2 separate regions of the Homo sapiens genome follow, and region 1 is linked to region 2. A link is a loop called in an ENCODE intact Hi-C map of the cell type or tissue named here. Cell type or tissue: heart right ventricle. All regions are shown on one strand. Links, peaks and the distances in the headings refer to the core of each region. The heading gives the core; the rest is flanking DNA.

What was found. Peaks named below come from ENCODE experiments on the same cell type or tissue, not always from the same donor. Only the 100,000 strongest peaks of a DNase experiment are listed, where the experiment ranks them.
Region 1: a loop joins it to region 2, with 4 times the contacts of the local background. A loop is called at or near these places in 15 of 110 quality-filtered maps.

What each region holds. Positions count from the first base shown.
Region 1 is chr10:70,898,781-70,907,744 of GRCh38, reverse strand. No RefSeq gene overlaps it. Among named protein-coding and RNA genes, the nearest start is that of PCBD1, 15 kb to the right of the region's middle. RefSeq lists an enhancer at 3,583-4,131. In heart right ventricle, for the core only: a CTCF peak has its summit at 4,239 (motif pointing left); a DNase peak (open chromatin) is centred at 4,274.
Region 2 is chr10:71,263,710-71,272,673 of GRCh38, reverse strand. All of the region lies in intron 1 of UNC5B (unc-5 netrin receptor B), which reads right to left. Among named protein-coding and RNA genes, the nearest start is that of UNC5B-AS1, 50 kb to the right of the region's middle. RefSeq lists enhancers at 1,231-1,950, 1,951-2,672, 2,548-2,842, 4,835-5,556, 5,748-6,741. In heart right ventricle, for the core only: CTCF peaks have their summits at 1,971, 2,173 (motif pointing left), 3,911 and 4,113 (motif pointing right); DNase peaks (open chromatin) are centred at 2,189, 2,732, 3,734 and 4,112; H3K27ac peaks cover 6,566 bases.

The DNA.
Region 1 (8,964 bases), core at 493-8,492, 360 kb after region 2:
GAGCCGGGGATGGGGGAAAGGCCCTGCAGGCCTCGGCGAGGATAAAAAATGACAGCGGCAAGGCACAGCCTCTCTCCCACCCAGACAGCCTCCCTGCCACCCATGGGTCGGCCTGCTGGGCTGAGGATCATCCCGCAGCTCAGCCTGGGCCCTGTGGAAGGGCTGCAGAATAATAACCCCACCCAAGGCCGCACATGGCTGGCTCCCTGCACCCAGGATCTGGGCACTCCCACCTGGCAGGGTGGGGACAGATGAGAAATAGAGGCTCAGAGAGTCCACGACATGCTACTGACTCCTGGGCACCGCCAAGAGGTTGTGGCCACAGAGACGACCCACCGTGGGATTCCCCAGGCTTGGGGTTAAAGTACAATGGGCACCTCCCTGTGCCGACACCAAGCTTCCAGCAGGACAGAGAAGAAAGGGGGAGTGGGCAAGTCAGAAGGTGATTTGAAGTCACACATCCCGTAATGCCTCCCCACCTTCCTGCACTGACAGCCCTGGTGGGGTAACTGAGGCCCAGAGAGGGAACGCTATCTGCCCAGGTGCTCAGGACAGCGAGCAGCAGAAGTGGGCACTGAGAACCAGGAGAACCTTTGGTTCCCAGCCGCACCCATCCTTACCTGGCTGGGTGTCCAGGCTAGACACCTCCTTCCTGGGGCTCCAGCTCTCATCATCCCCTGCCCTTCCTGCCTCCCTTCTGGGCACATCCACGGAAGAACTAATTCGTGGTTGGTTTGTAGAGGCAAAACCCCACATAAACATACACAGAGCGTTATGAGCTAAGAGGAAGCCCTGCTTGGAGCCGCCGTGTGCTGACATGGCTGCTCTCCATGCCCAGCTTCGGGGGGTCATTACTTTTGTCAGCAGACAGCATGATTATTGGATGGTGTTAATAATCTCTTATGTTTATAGATGGCCTTTCTTCTAAGGTTCTTAAAGCTCTTCCACATTTAACTTCCCCTTGTTGCCAGGAGGTCGATACCACAGCAGAGAGAAGCATTTATCTCCATGTTTTTATGAGGCCCAGAGAGGGTTGGCCATCTGCCCAGGGCTACACAGCAGATCAGCAACATAACTGGAATTAGTATTCTGGGGCCCAGGAAGGACCACCTTCTGGACATTCTCTCTGGCCATCTCAGGACAGGCCCACCCTTACACTTGTCCAGGGTTTTTATCCAGGTTTGACTCCATTTGATGAGGCAGGGCTGTTGGAATTATCACCACTGTGCAGGCTCAGAGAAGTGAAGTGACTTACCGAAGATCACACAGCAATGAGCAGATTGAGGACTCAAATCCAGGTCTCTGGACTCCCCATCCAGTGCTCTAACCAGGGCAGCAGCTACCCCCAACCACCCCAAAGCTGAGTTGGAGAGGCTCCAGAAGGAGCACTGAGGTGAGCCCAGTACCTAACAGGAGGAGGGAGACTTTGTCCTGTTACACCTGCCTGCAGGGAAATGGGGATGGGGCAGAGCCAAGGCCACTGTCCTCTGGGATCCCAGGCTGGGGCAGCCACGGTGGCCATCTCTCTCCCTTGGCCCACAGGTGGTTGGAAAGGAGGAGAGTAAGAAGAAACAGGATGGTCCCCATGGACAGGAAATCTCGGTGGGTTCATGGACACAGCAGACCCCTCCTCTCTCTGTGCTCCCACCCCTTCCACTGTCATGTGAGGATGGGGCTGGACACGGTGAGATCTAAAGTGCCCTCTGGCTCTGAGGTAGCTGAGATCTCCGAGAGTCAGGGTCTGCCAGCAGAGTCCAAACCACCAGAGCCCCTCTAGGCATCTTGGGCCAGGGAGCCCCGTCCAGCCCTCATTTGTCTCAGTGCTTACTGCGGAGTGAGGGGCCCAGGCGGGCAGGATGCAGGAAGAGGACAGCAGCAGACTCCAGCCCTGGCCCACCTCACCCCCAGCTGGCAGTGACCTTGGGCAAGTCCTTCACTCTCTGGCTGTCTGTCTCCTCCTCTAGAGAATAAGCGAATCTCCCTAGTGGGCCTTCTGGCCCCCGGGTGGCTATGATTCCCTGTGGCTCCCACAGGGGCAGCCCTTGCAGTTCGGGCTGGTTTGCGGTGTACAGGAATCTGATTCCGACATTGAGAAGCATTGATTGCTGGGCCTCTTCGGGGGCCACTGGGCCACAAAGAGAGACCAATTAGGCCGTGTCCATCTTCCTTCAAAGCCACAGGGGCCAGAGCTCCCACCCGGGGTGCCCAGGCCTTGGGAGGCTCAGGTGGGAAAGGCTGCTCCTCCCAGGCCCCAGTAAAGATGAACAGGCCTGCCGGGAGTGGAGGGGAGGTGGAAGGCGGGCAGGGCTGGAGACTAATGGAACTATTCAGGGGGCAGGAGCTGGAGAGGAAGACGTGCTTGATTCTCAAGAAAGATGAGGGAAGTGGCTGAGGCGGGGAGGGCGATCCCAAGGCTGCCTCTCGGAAACCTGCTCCCGGGCTCCACAGGGCTGCAGCCGAGGGTGGAGCTCCCCCACCTCAGCCCTCACGTCGAAGCAGGTGCCAAGTTCTGTGGGCACTGCCTCCGTACCAGCTCTGCACAGGTGTCTTCTCCCATTCTGTGGCCCCCAGGCTGCAGGAGGCCGTGCTTCGGAGCTGCGGGACCACCCAGCCTGTTTGAAGCCCAGTGCTGCAACTTTGCTCTGTTATTTCTGCTATGTCACTCTGAGCGATTTAGTCTCTCTGAGCCATAGTCTCTTTGTCTGTAAAAGGGGGAGATAATAGAATCGCCTTCGTGGGGCATTTGTGAGGATTAATTAAGACTGTGTGCAGAGTGTCTGGCACTTGGTAAGCTTTCCACACCTCCTCCCTCCACAGCTCAGGCTTAGCTAAGTCCACGTCCCCACTGCTTCTCCCCCAGACCCTCATCAAAGTTTCCTGCTGACGCCCTGCCTCACCCCTTCTCCCCCAGCTTCCTCCTCCACTCCCTGCCAGGGCAACCCTCCTGCAATGCCAATCTGAACCTGGCCATTCCTGGGCTTGAAATCTGTCAGTCCTGGTATGGCATGAAGTGAAAGAATGACATGCATAGGCTGGGCGCGGTGGCTCACGCCTGTAATCCCAGCACTTTGGGAGGCCGAGGCGGGAGGATCACGAGGTCAGGAGATCAAGACCATCCTGGCTAACGTGGTGAAACCCCGTCTGTACTAAAAATACAAAAAATTAGCCGGGGGTAGTAGCAGGTGCCTGTAGTCCCAGCTACTCGTGAGGCGTGAACCTGGGAGGTGGAGCTTGCAGTGAGCCGATATTGTGCCACTGCACTCCAGCCTGGGTGACAGAGAGAGACTCCATCTCAAAAAAAAAAAACAAGAAAAAACAATGGTGTGCACATTGTTCAGGTGTTATCATAGTAGTGCAAGCCTGTGTTTTTAAAGAGTCTCTCATTTTTAGAGATATACACTGAAATATTTAAATATAAAATGCTATGTGATTTGCTTCAGAATAATCTGAGGGTGGGAAGGAGTGGGCGGCCGAGACCAGCCTGGAAACTTCCTGGTGGAGCTGGCTGGTGCGTCTGTGGGGATCGTTATGCCAGTCTCCCTTCTTTGGTATGTTTAACAATTTCTATCTATAAAAGGTTTGTACAAATGTGGAGGGAGAATGGATGAGAAGCTGGTAGATCTCTGTTGGTGCCAGGTGCTGGGTACATGGGGGTCCATGAACTCTTCTCTGTACTTGGTGCCTATTTGATAGTTTTCATAAGAAATTTTTTTTTTGTTTTTTAAAAAGGAAATTCTGTCTGTTCTCCCTGCTGCACCAGAATGGAGTTCATGCATGTGGCTCCAGGGCCCCCCACGAGCCATGGCCAGTCACCCCAGCCCCTTGCACCCTGTGCTCTAGGATCCAGGACATAGCCAGCAACCAGACATGCCCGCGGTCACACCTCCATGCCGCTTGCTGTGCCCCCTCAGAGTGGCACACCTCACAACCCTGTCAGCCGAGAAGGCAACTTCTTCTCTTGCTTCAGCTTAAGAGTTGCCTCCTCTAGGGAGCTGGTCCTCATTTTCCTCCGGCCTCCCCCTAGGCAGAGCTGCCCACTGCCTCCTTGAAACCCCCACAATCCCTTCGGCCTGGGACACTGCGGACACAGGCTGCAAGGGGTGGGGCTCGTCTTAGTGCACCCAGGTCCCAGCACGGGGCCTGAAGCTCAGTACCTGTCCACTGAGGATTGAAAGGTCTCACCTAACTCAGGACTGAACCTTGACTGAGCCCCCCACAGAATGGGTCTCGTTTCCTGAGGTGGCCCTGCCCCCTTCTGGTGGACAGAAGTGTTGCAGGGAAGGCGGAAAGCAAGTTGGGCCAAGTCCAAGTCTACTTCCTTCATGGAGCAGAGCTGGGAACTGGGCTCCCCAGGGGAACCTACACAGAACCATGCAGAGCCTGTCGCCATGAGCCTCTCCAACCTCTTCAGTGCTCTCAGGTCTTCACTTAGAGGAGCACGCCACAACCTCGCAGACTGGCTGGCCTTTGCTCAGCCACCTTCTCTGCCCGGGTGCCCATCCGGGTCATCCCCCCCGCCCAATCTTGCCTCTGCCTGGCCAGCTCCTAATGAATCTTCAAGCTTACTCTAAGCACCCCCTCCAATGTGAGTGCTTCCCATGTGTAGAGTTGTTGTCACTCCACTGCAGCCTGGCCTCACGGCCTCTGTTAGAGCACTTGTCACCTGTAGCATTGGTGTGATCATCTCCTTCCCTAGATCAGAAGGTCCCTGAGAGAAGACACTGGTTCTCAGCATGGCAGGGACACACTAAGAACTGAAGTCATGTGTTGAGTCTCTACCACTATTGCCAAAAGCTCCTTCTGCCCTTCTCTGACGGGAAGGCAGTCTGGCCCATCAGAGAGGAAGAGGTGGCAGGTTCTGCCTCCCTAAGGAGGAAACTGGAACTTACCATTTCTGATGTCTAGACCTGTGCTGCCCAATAGGGTAGCCACTAGTGACTTGTGGCCACTAAGAACCTGAAATATGCCCTGTGACTGAGGAATTTATTTTGATATTTTATTTAATTTCAATTCATTTTAATTTACATTTAAACACTGATAAACAATTTGACATGTAAATCTACTTTTTCAACCATAAATTTTACGAAAAATAAATGCGGATCAAGTGTTTCCAATAAAAATTTAGTGTTCAAATTAAGGTGTGCCATAGGGTAAAATACATAGTGGATTCTGAAGACTTATATGAAAAAAGAGAATGTAACAGCTCAATTTTATATCAATTACTTGTTGAAATCATAACATTTTGGATATATTGGGATTAAATAACATGCAGTAAATTAAAAGCAATTTCATATATTTCTCTTTACTCTTTAAGAATGTAGCTATCTGGCCAGTCGCGGTGGCTCATGCCTGTAATCCCAGCACTTTGGGAGGCCAAGGTGGGTGGATCACCTGAGGTCGGGAGTTCGGGACCAGCCTGACCAACATGGAGAAACCCTGTCTCTACTAAAAATACAAAATTAGCCAGGGCTGGTGGCGCATGCCTGTAATCCCAGCTACTCAGGAGGCCTAGGCAGGAGAATCGCTGGAATGCAGGAGGCGGAGGTTGCAGTGAGCCGAGATTGTGTCATTGCACCTCAGCCTGGGAACAAGAGTGAAACTCCATGTCAAAAAAAAAAAGTAGCTATCGGGAAGTGTAAACTCACATGCGGAGCCTGCATTTGTGGTTCCCATTATATTTCTATTGGCCAGTGCTACAGTGGACCAGGGCCCCACCCTCAGGACTATTGGTATTTGGGGCTGAACAGCTCTTCCTTGTGAGGGGCTGTCCCATGCACTATAGGATGTTCAGCAGCTTCCTTGGTTGGCACTCACTAGATGACAGCAGCACTGCCATCCCCAGTGTGACAACCAAACCTTGCCAACTGTCCCCTGGGGGAAAAAATTCACTACCACCCTGATGGAAAGCCACCACTCTGGGCCCTTCTGATGGGCAATCATCACAGCCCCCTGTGAGAGATGGGTGGAAACAGCCGGGGGTGCAGGGAGGGGACCAGCAGCCCTGGGCAGTTCTGTGGGCCCAGGAAGGGGACCAGAGGGGCCAGTTTCAAGGTTCATGAGGCAGGAGCCTGACCCTGCTGTCCTGATCTACGGGCTGTGGGGCAGATGCCCTGGGAGAACTGCCGAGAGGGCCCCTGAGGAGCAGTCTTGGTTGCCGAGGGATAGGGGCCCTCCCTGGGGGCACCTGCATAGAAGGCTGGCAGCTCAGGGAGCTGCCACCCCTGGGCAGGAGCCTGGGAGACTTTCCCTGAGCAGAAGCACAACAGGACCTGATGGCGGCACCCTGCGCGGCAAAGGCAAGGACAGCAGTGGGGAGAGGCGGCGTGGCTCTGGGTTCCTTGAGAGTGGAAGCCCTCCTTTGGGATCGGGCAAACCCTAGGGTTCATGAACCACTTAGGGAGGTGGGGTAGGAGGCGGGGTAGCCCCCCAAGTGTAGATTGTATATCCAGCCCATGGCGGGGCACGGGGGTTCTACCACATTCTAGTCTGAGGCGATTTAAGTAACATCATTTGCATCCCAAGGGTGTGGAGCACTTATCTCTGCAGCAATCATCGTGATCTCTCCCTCCCCACCTTCCCAGAACCTGACACAGCTTGGCAGGTAGAAACCAAAGTATAGTTGAGGAAGGAAAGGAAGGAGGGAGGGAAGGAAGGGAACTTGGCTTTGGTCGTTATGCAACTGGGAGATAGTGCATGAAGCAGACAGGCACCGGAATTGTGAATGTTAGAAGCTTAGAATGGGAAAGGATCTAAAGGCTGTCTTGTCCAAAGCTCTGAACCATATGCACGGCAGTCTCTACAGCAGCCCTAACAGGATCCGTGGATTCAATAGCGGCCATCAGGACTGCGGAGCTCCTTGCCCCTTCCCTGGAGGCCCATCCTGTGTGCGACAGCATGACTGGTTCAAAGTTTTTCTAATCCATTGACAAATATTAGAACTAAATAGAGAGTTTATCAGCATGACTGGAGACAAGATACCACATCAAAATCCACACTTCTCCTATATACCTGCAAAGGCCAATTAGAAATGTAATGAAGCAATCATCCCGTGCATAGCAGCCAACGCTGACTATAAAACACCTAAGAATAAACTGAACAAGACATGTCCAAGTCCTGCATGAGGAACACAGTAAAACTTTACTGAAGGGCATAGAGAAGGCCTGAATAAATGGGGTGATATATCACACTCCAAGATGGAAAGACCCGATAATATGAAGATGTCAATTCTTCCCAAATTAAATCTATAAATTCAATGCATTCACAATCAGAATCCTAAAGGGATTTTTATGGAACTTGACAAGCTGATTTTCAAGCTCATCTGAAAGAGTAAACAAGCAGGAATAGGCAAGAACATTTTGAAGAAGAAAAATGAGATTGGACTTGATGTACCAGATATCAAAATGAACTATAAAGCTAGAGAAATTAAAACAGGATGGAGTCGGTGGATCAAAGGAACAGAACAAAGAACCCAGAAACCAAGCTATGGGGATTATGGGAAATTAGTATATTACAAAAGTAGCATTTCCAATCAGTGGCGAAAGGATGGCCTATTCTTTGTATTTAAAAAATAGTATGAGATTATTGTTTATCTATTTGGAAATAAAATAATTGTTACTTTTCTTATTCTTATTATTTCTCACATCATAGCCAAAAGTAAATTCCAAAGAGATTAACAAATCTTTTACCAACTTTTTACCAACTGAAAAAGTACTAAGAGGCAATAGAGACACAGCTATTTGTTAATCTTGAGGTGAGAAAGTCCTTCCTAAGCAAGACATAAGTCTAGAAACTGTAAAGGAAAAGTCAGGCAGACTGGGCTATCTAAGAACTAAACATTTCTTTATGTCACTAAGCTAAAAAGTAAATGAGATTCGGAGAAAATATTTACAACATAGATAATCAACAAAGGGTTGTAATTCTACAAACCAATAACAAAAGGACAACCTTGAATTAAGAAAAAAAAAAACAGCAGGTTAGATGGGGAGGGAGGAGAGCCGAGTAAGCAAGCACGAACGAGCAGGTTATCACTCAGTCCTGCTGGGGACCCTCGGAGCGACGGTGTAAACACACCAGAATCCTTCCACCAAGGGATAAGGAAGTGGATACGTATCCACCAACCCCCATCCTACATTGGTTGAGAGTAGGGTATTAACTCCCTGTCATCTGCAGCCTGTCCAGCTTGTGGGCAGAGCATCTTCGATGGGCAGGGAGCCTCCCCAGGCAGAGAGGGCAAAGTCTTGCTCTTGAAGGTCATGTTCAGGGTGGGGTTGAGAGGATACAGGGGGCACTGCCAGACACTCAACATGAAATGTCTCATTTAATCATTACAACCTCCCACAAGGCTGCTATTGTTATTATCCCCATTTTACAGTTGAGGACACTGATATTGCAAAAGGTTAAGTAACTTGCTCAAGATCCCACAATTAAGCAAGCAGAAGAGCCAGACCTCAGGGCAGACGCTGCCTCCAGAGGCTGTGGTGACCTCCGCCTGGCGACCTGGGGTGGGTACAGAGCGGGGTGGCAGAGGGGATTTTTACCTTTCTCTTTATACCAACCATATGGGCCCACCCTTTTTTTTCTTTCTTTTTTTACTATCAGCACATGCTCCTTCTATGATTTGAAACAAAGCTTTTACAAACCTTTTTAGATCCTTAGCGTGGGACCTGGCAAAAGATTATACTACATAAATGTTAGCGTTTCAGGGTTGTCACTGTTGAACAATATTTCTTGAATACAGTTTACATGGTGCTGAGTAGCTATCTCAGCTCCCCGCAGAAATACACAAACATGAATTTGGGAAACATTTGTTGAGAAGGTATTAAGTGCAGGGCAGATTTCCAGATGCCCCAGGGGATTCAAAGATGTGTCATTCTTCACCCTTCAGGAGCAAGGGAAAAAGGAAATGAAGCACTGAGGAAAGAGACCTATAGGGTGGGCAGGAATCGGGCAGGTTCAGCAGTGAAG
Region 2 (8,964 bases), core at 570-8,569:
TGCAACACCACACAGCAAATTAACAGCCAAGCTGGACCAGAGCCCAGTTGCTGATTCAGGACTGAGGAGGGACAGGGGGCCCAGAAAGACAGCACAGCCACGGCAGGGTTGTGGGTGAAGGCTTGGGCTCTGTGATTCCCATGCCTGGGATGGAAATTCCTGCTATCCATCTCAGCCGGGTCCACTTCCGGTCAGCCCTGTTGCCCAGGGCGGAGACCTCAGAGGGAGGCTGCTGTGGTCTGGTAGGGAAGGCCTTGAAACCCCCACCGCTGGCTTTTGTCCACAGGCCTGGGACCCCCAGGCTTCCACCAGGGGTGGGCATCTGTAGCCATGCAGGGCTGTGTGTCTCCAGGGCTGACTGGCTCAGGACAGGGAGGGGAGGAGTCAGGCGGGAGGTGAGGACAGAGAAACGCCCCACGCTGGGCACATTTATCATCAGCAATCACAGTCTTTCTCTAGCCCCTGGACACCGGCTAATTCTCCCCAGACTTGACCTCCCACTGCATGGAAAATCTCTCCCATTCACTGCGTGGCTGATGTGCTCAGTGGGGAGTGGGGAGAGTTGGGGGAGAGGAGCCAATTTATTATTATGTTTTAAAAACACACAACCTCACATGGAAGGACCCCTCCCTGGACACAAAGCTCTTCCTCCATCTGGCCCTGGCTCCTTGCGGCTGTGGGGTTCAGGCAGGGGCCCCCTCGGAGGCGGTCACAATGGCCGTTACCGATGACAAATGGGGGCTGGCGGGCTCGGGGGACGCCAAGTCATTCCTAACAAAGGTGGCTCCTCACGCAGCCCTCTTCCCACACCCTCTGCACCCATCTGTGCCCTGACATCACTTCCTCTGCTGTCACAGGAAGCGGCTTCGCCAAGGTGGCCAGCTGGGGCAGGGGCCTGCATCCTGAAGGGGGTGTCCATCTGCTCCTGTGAAACGTCTCCCTCGAAGGACTGTGAGGCAGGTGAAGAAGTGGATGGGAGGCTGGGGTCGAGGCCCCAGGGCAGGTGCAGTGCTGGGATGAGCCCGGGCCTGGCTATGGGGGCCACGCTGCTTACAGAGCTGGAAAGGGCACTAGAGTCACTGGGTCACTGGCCACCCTGACTTCCACCCCCAAGGCCCTCCCTCCAGACCCTTCCTCTGGCTTTGGGTTCCTTTGGCTCAGTCTTGGGGCTAATTTTTGGTTCCTTTTCCAAGTTTCAGGTCCGATGGGGTCACTGTGATGGAGGCCTGGGCCCTGAGGAGGGGATATTCTGTTTCCCCTTCTTCTCCCAGACAAGGAGCTCAAAGCCCTTTCATCCATGCTCCTGCAGATAATAAGCATATTCCCACCACCTGGCACTGAAAATCCTGTGTGTTCCAACGAGACAGCGCACATTATTGTCAACACAATGACCCTGCGAAGCTGTTCCATTTTACAGATGCGAAAACGAGGCAGAAGAGTGAAAGGGCGTGTTCGAGGTCACAGCCACCAAAACCCAGCAGGGACAGCTATTGTTCTGTCCTCTCAGGAGCTCCCTAGCTTGCTGGAGGGGACGGGGTCTCAGCTTCCTGACTCCAGCACTTGGCTTCCCTTGCTCTGTGGACCTGCCCCTCCCAAACCGAGATCCAGGAGTAAGGCCTGGGGCCAGCCTGGCCCCCCACTCAGTGACAGGTGGCAAGCCCCCTCAGACACACACATGCCCAGCCAGGTTACATCCACAGCTATCTCTGGGGACACCCTGAGAGCCCCACCCAGGCTGGGACCACAGTGCCTTTCTCAGGGTGGGCCTTTGTTAATGCTGCTGTCCCCCTAAGGCAATGGCAGGCTCCCCACCTGTGACTCAGACCTGCTATTTTATAGGTCACCTCTCCCTGACCCAGGGTTGGCATGGGGTGAGTTTGAGCTGCAATCTTAGACTCCGCCAAGCACCCAGTTGTTCAGGTCCCATCTGGGAGGATGCCTGGTGGCTCCCTTTCCTTCACCCCACTTCCAGTCCGTGCTGCTGGAGGGACCTGGTGCTGCTAGATGAACCTGGAAGATGTGCCTCACACTGCACGACCACCCCCACCACCCGCTGCAGTCTCCAAGCCCAGGTCTTCCCGCCTGGACCCTTCCTCTCTCTGGGCTCCCTACCTTTCCTTTTGCCCCTAAAATCCACTTTCCTCTTAACACCAGAGTGATCTCATAAGAGAGAAACCCTGCCCTCTAGTGGTGTACAGCCTCCTGCGGCTTCTCTGTGACCCTGGAGAAAGTCCTAAGCTACCCAGAACCCTCTAACTTCATGGACTCACCAGTCTTCCCTCCCTCCCTCCCTGCCTCCCACCCTCCCTCCCTCCCTCCCTCCCTCCCTCCCTTCCGCAGAGTCTCATTCTGTCACCCAGGCTGGAGTGCAGCGGCATGATCTCAGCTCACTGCAACCTCCGCCTCCTGGGTTCTCCTGCATCAGCCTCCCAAGTATCTGAGATTACAGGCACATACCACCACGCCCAGCTAATTTTTGTGTCTTTAGTAGACACGGGGTTTCACCATGTTGCCCAGGCTGGTCTCGAACTCCTGACCTCAGGTGATCCACCTGCCTTGGCTTCCCAAAGTGCTGGGATTACAGGCGTGAGCCACTGCACCCGGCCAACTCACCTATCTTTCACTGTGCTCCAAGCCCCACCAGGCGTGTTTTCCTGGGACATGCCTTGCTTGTTCTAGCCTCAGCGCCTCTGCTGGTCTCTTGTTTTGGAGCGCCTCCCCCAACCCCTCCCACACACACATATTCTCTTGGCTGACTCTTTGTCATTGAGATCCCAACTCAAATGCCACCTCTCCAGTGAGGCCTTCCCTGACCACCCAGTGAAAATGCACCATTCTCTTTCCTCCCTGTGCTATCTCCCCAATGCCTTTTTTTTTCTCTTGGCAGGCTCACCTCCCTCTGGAATGACCTGCTTTGTGTATGTGTTTGTAAGCTTGCTGTCTGTTTCTGGACAGAAAGGAACTTGCCTTTCTGGAAGGCAAGTTCCTTGAGGGCCTGGGAATCTTGTTTGCGGTGTAGATGGGCCCACTGGGGACACAGGACAAGCACTGGGGTGGCAGGTGGAGGGGGAGGGAGCAGTCAGAGGGGGTTTGGGCAGCAGGAGCGGGTAGGAGGGCTGACCTGGGCTACAGGAGCCCATCCCTTGGGAAATTCCATGCTGCAGGACTCCACTAACTGATGGAACTTCACAGACCATCTAATCACTGCCCTCAAGGATGGAGACCAGAGAGGGTGTGGTCTGGCTCCAGATCACACAGCACCTGAGCAGCAGAGCCAGAAAGAGAAACTGTGCACCAGACTCCCAGGAAAGGAGAAGTTGTGGGGGGGGGACTTCATTTTTCTAAACTTTTTTTTTAATTGAAAACAGATGTTTGGGTTTATTCTGATTACAAAGGTAGTAGCCTCACTGTAAACAATCTAGAAAAAAAAAAGATGAAAATAAAAGCCGCCCCATTCCCACCCCAGCTGAGTTACACTGGATGTTGATCCTCTCTGACTTTTTTAGATGCATGAATATTTAGTTACCTAAATCTGGTCTCACCATGTAAGTTGCATATCCCATGCTTTCCCTTAAAGGCTATTGACTGAGGACTTTTGAATCATAAGCAGAACACGCTGGGCATCTCTCTCTGTCTCCCCCCACCAGCCCCCGCACGGTCACACGTGTCAGACGGGTGAGGGCCAGCTGGGCTGCCTGCTCCTGCCACGCGTTTCAGGTTGCTGGAGGAGCTGAAGGACGCAGAGCTGGCACGGGGAGTGAGGCTGGCAATGCTGTCAAGTTGGCTGTGTGTTTGGGTTCTGGGCAGGAAGATGCCCAGTGTCCTGTCACTTTCTCCCAGAAAAGTCCAAAATGCCTTGGTACAGTCTTGGGTCTAGGGGCTGCCCGGACGAGGCCAGACAGGACAGTGCTTACATCCCCATGCCGCCCTGAAAGCCCAGGGTTAAGGCTGTTCTTAGAGCACCAAGGGCACACAAATTTCCCCCGTCTCCCTCAGCGCCACGCTCTAGAACCGAACAACCCTTCCTCGCAAAGGGGAGGCAACTGCCAAACACATTTCCAAGTGGAAAAACTGCTGCAGTCCTTGCCTGTTGCCTGCTGTCAGCACCACCACCAGGAGGCAGCTCAGATCCTGGGCTATGGGGCCTTCAAAACTGCATCCAAGCCCTTCACCTCCAGTCGGGGACCCTTCACCTCCAGCTGGGGACCCTTCATCTCCAGCTGGGGACCCTGAGGCCAGACAGGGGCAATGACTTGTGCAAGGGCAAACAAACAGTCTGTGGCTGCAGCGTCACTCCTATCTTGGCATCACACTGGCATAAAAGAAGTCACAGAAAGGACAGAGAAAAAGGAGTGGCCAGACTCTGGCCTTTGCCAATCTGTGAAATGGGCATGAGAAGGAGAGGGCAAATGGGCGAGATAAACAGAGGTAGAGATGGTGCCACGAGGAGAGGGAGAAAGAGCCCCTGAGAGCGCCTGGCAGTAAGGGGTGAATAGAAGGGGTCCTTGGAACTGGGTAGGGGTTTCCCCTTGGATTTTCCTGAATGTGGAAGCCACTTGGATTCCTGCTCAGTCCCCAGGGGTGAGGGAGGAAGGCAGCCATCTCTGGCCTCCATTCCCAAGGCAGGACTGGGGCTCAGGTTCCATGGGCCCCGGGGAGGCCAGGCCTTGTAGACTCAGAGTCCCAGGAACATCCTGGGGACCTCAGAGGAGTAGTAACTTGCCTCAGATCACACAGCAGTTAGGAGGCCAAGCCAGGACTGGAATGTGGGCATCCTGGCATGCAGGCCATGGTTCCTGTGTTTGCCTCTCTGGTCCCAGTGCTGGGAAAGACCCCGGCCCTGGGTTTGGGTGAGCAGCTGAGTTGTCAGCTGGTGAGATATGGGGAGACAGGTGGCACTGGCCAAAGGGAAGGCCTGTGTGGCTGCACAGATGCACTTCAAGGGAGGCAGATGGTGAGCAAGCACTCACTCCCATTCATTCATTCATTCATTCACTCATTCATCAAACACTTCCTGGGGGCCTCCTCTTGACCATGCCTGTGGTGAGGCTCAGAGAGCAATAACCAAGCTTCAGTTCCACAAGTGGGAAGCTCACAGCAAATTTTCAAGGTTAAGAATCCAGACATCGAGACTTCTTAGACCAGTGCCCAGTCTGCCTCCAGCCTACCCCCATAGCCATGTAATGGTCCCTTTGCCTGCCCACCCACCATCAGTGCAGAAATCACTCCATAGCTCTTTCAGTAGCTGTCTCCTCCTCGGCCAAGGAATCAGCTCACTTTCTCTAGGAAGCAGGCTTTAACTACTTCCAACTTGATGACTATAGGGATTTTTCAATCTCCAGGCTCTTATAATCCCATGCGCTTCTTGAGGTGAAATGCGTTGGTGCTGTCAGTGACTCACAAGACAACCCCTGGGCAGCCACTTCCCTCTGGGCCTCAATTTTCCTTTCTGAGAAATGGGACCACTTTTACTTGCTTTGACTGACAGGGCTGTTGGAAACACCAAAGTCAGAAGTACAAAAATATTTTGCCAGCTGGGCAGCCCTATGCACTAGCTAATTTCTATTACAGGAGTCCCCGTATCTGTGGGGGATACGTTCCAAGACCCCCCGTGGATGCCTGAAAACTTGAATAGTACCAAGCTCTAGACAGATGATTTTTTTTTCGATCTGATAATGGAGACAGCCACTGAGTGACTAAGTGACGGATGGTGTATACAGTGTGGACACCCTGGACAAAGGGATGGTTCACATCCTGGGCAGGATGGAGTGAGACAGTGGGAGATTCCATCATGCTACTCAGAATCACACACAATTTAAAATGTGTGAACTGCTGATTTCTGGAATGTTCTGTTTAATATTTTGGTGTCACAGTTGGCCATGGGTAACTGAAACTGTGGACAGGGAGACCTCGAGTAAGGGGGGAATATTGTACTCCATTCTCAGGAAAAAACAGTGAGTGGACCTTCCAGGCTGCCAGGGTCCCGGCGAGCCCCACACCTCACCTCCACCCCTGCCCCAGCCTCCCAGCTGCTGCCTTGGCCCACTCTGTGATGACACAGAGCTGCAAAAGGCTGATGCAAGCTAGAAGGAGGGAATGAAACAGACTCGTGTGGGGCGGATGGAGTGCCGTCTCCAGCCCCGAGGGACGCCCGTCCCTGCTCCCGCCTGCTTGTTTGCACCTGCTGATGTAATCGCTGGGCCGCCTTGGCTCAGGGCTCGGCCCGCTCCCCATGTCCTCTGAGTGAGCAGCAGAGGAAGGGTGCAAGGGCCAGAGGGCAGGCATCCAGCTGAGGACACCGTGAGAGGGCTCCTCCAGGAGGGGCACCAGGAAGCGGGGAGGGTGAAGGGGAGCAAAAAGCCCAAAACCTGCAGGAGGTTAGCCAAGGAGAAGGCGCTCTGGAGTGCGTGGGACCTGCTTCAATCCCATCCTGCCCCCATTTGCTGGGGGAACCACCCCCTGCCTCTGAGCCTGGTTCCCCTCACAGCTGCAGGATCTCATGAAATGAGCCTGGTACATGTCAGGCACTAAGTTTGTCAGTTCCCTTCTAGGGATTTCTTGAGGAGGGATAAGGAAGTATGAGGTAGGGGTGAAAAAAGAAAGGATAGAAGCACGGCCTAGTGACAGGAAATACCAGAACACTTTTGGGCCACCAGTTCAGTGGGTGACTCTGGGCCCTAGTCTTAGCTCCTGGGACCTCGGTTTGTTTCTCTGTAGAATAGGTGCACCTTCACCGTTCCCACCTCACAGAGATAGCTAGAGGCCAGAGGTGTGAAAGAAAGTGTGGCATCACACTAAGGCATGTGGCCAGCATGGGGGACCTGGGGACAGCCAGCAGTGGGGGTGGGGTGGTGCCTCACCAAGAGCCTGGGGTTCCCAGAGGCTGGGCAGGCCCTTACCAAGCAGTGGAAGCACAGGGAAGGTGGAGCCCGTCCACTGTGCTCGCTGCCCGGCTGGCCCAGAGCCTCTCCTTAGGGAGGAAGAGGAGCGCACGGCTCCCCTGAGGCCTCCAATCACCATTGAAAACACACGGGTGGAGGGGAAGAGAGCAAAGACATGTTCCTGGAAGCTGCCAGGCCACAGCATGCAGCTGAAGCCCCCATGAGCCCAGGGTCTGGGGATCGCCACATCACCAGACCGTCATTCTCAGAGCTGGTTTCCCTGAGAAAGCGGCGGAGAAAAGTTCTTAGTTCACGCGTCTCTTTGGTTGGCATCATAAGCTCAGGGAAGACAGGGAGCCCCTGCTAGACAGGGCAGGCCAGGTGGGGAGGAAATGTCCATCCCAGACACCCCTGATGCCCTCAGCCTGCAAGGGTTACCTCTGTTACCCGGGCCCCCAGTCCCGCCAGGTTGCCCTAGAGGGGAAGCTTCACCCCAGCTGGGATTAAACGGCTTCCCTGGCCACAAAGAACCACCTTTCCCTTTAGTACCTCTTCAGTGCTAGCAGGTAATTCAGGTAATGAGTTAACAGCTACCATTTACAGTGCTAACTAGCTCTCAGGTTCTGCGCCAAGTACTTGGAATAATTATCTAACTGAACCCTCCCCGCAACTCTTTCTGGTAGGTATTCTTATCATTAGCCCCAGTTTGCAGGCACAGGGAGATTAAGTTACTTGTCTAATGTCACAGAGCAGGGTTGTCAGCATTTGAATCTGGGTCTCTTTGACTTTAAGCCCATACTCTTTTTTTTTTTTTTTTTTTTATAGAGACAGGGGTCTCACTATGTTGCCCAGGCTGGTCCCAAACTCCTGGGCTCCAGCAATCCTCCTATTTCGGCTTCCCAAAGTGCTGGGATTACAGGTACGAGCCATGGCGCCCGGCCAAGTCCATCCTCTTTAACCTTGGTGCCAGTGGTACTCAAACCATGGCCTGCACCAGGACCACCTGGAGTGCTCGCTAAAACCCAGGCTCCTGCCCCCAAGTTCTGATTCAGTCGGTGTGGGGTGGGCCTTGAGAATGTACATTTCTAAGAAATGTCTAGGTGCTGCCGCCAGTCCACACACGGCTCTATGCTCTCTTGCCTCCCGACAGAAATATCAAACGCTTAGTGCACATAATGGTGCTTAACATATGTCAGCTTCCTTTTCCTTAACACTTCTATGATTCAGCTGGAGACTTTTCAAAAGGAGCTGAAGGAATTACACAGCAGCATGGTGCCAGGCTTTCGCTATCTGAGCCGGAATCAGGACCTGCTGTGTGGCAATAACAATAAATGATGGCCATCACCTGTGTTCCTGCAAATTCGCCTCTCTGGGCCTCCATTTCCTTCTCTGCAGAATGGGGTAATAGTATTTCTAGCATGGATTAGACATGTTAATACACGCAATGAGCTTAGAGGAGTGCTGGGCATGTTAAAAAGACTTAATGAACAAAAGCGGCATTCTTGTTTTTATTATTACCATTGCTAATACCTATATCTTCTACATTATTTCATTTAATTGTTGCAGCAATCTTATGAGGTTGGTATCAATAGCCATCTCTATTGTTTATCTAAAGTTGTACAAAGTCAGACAGTTACTAAGTGGCAGAGGAAAGATTCTAAGCCAGGTTTGCCACCCCAATGGCAGGAACTATCCACCATTAGCAAATAGGGATGCCCATTCTGACTGCTTCCTCTGGAAAGGATAAAGAGTTATTTTCTTATATTTCCAGCAATTTCTTCTAGTTCAACATTCCCCATTCCCTGCCACCCATTTAGCTCAGAGTACATCAATATCACTGGTGAAGGAAGAATGTCTCAAATGGGGCAACCAGAAGCTGTGTCAGCCACCAATGCTTGGTGACTTTGGGCAGCTAGACTCCCTCCCTGTCTGTCTGTTTGTCCCCTGGTACCTTACTGGGCACCCCTGTGGCTCAAGGACTGGCTTGGTGTTGGCTAGCCCAGCCCCTGGGAGAGGGGATGGTCATTTGCTTCTCCTGAGAAGCCCTGCCCCCAAGTCCTCTGGGATTCCAAGTTCAAAACAA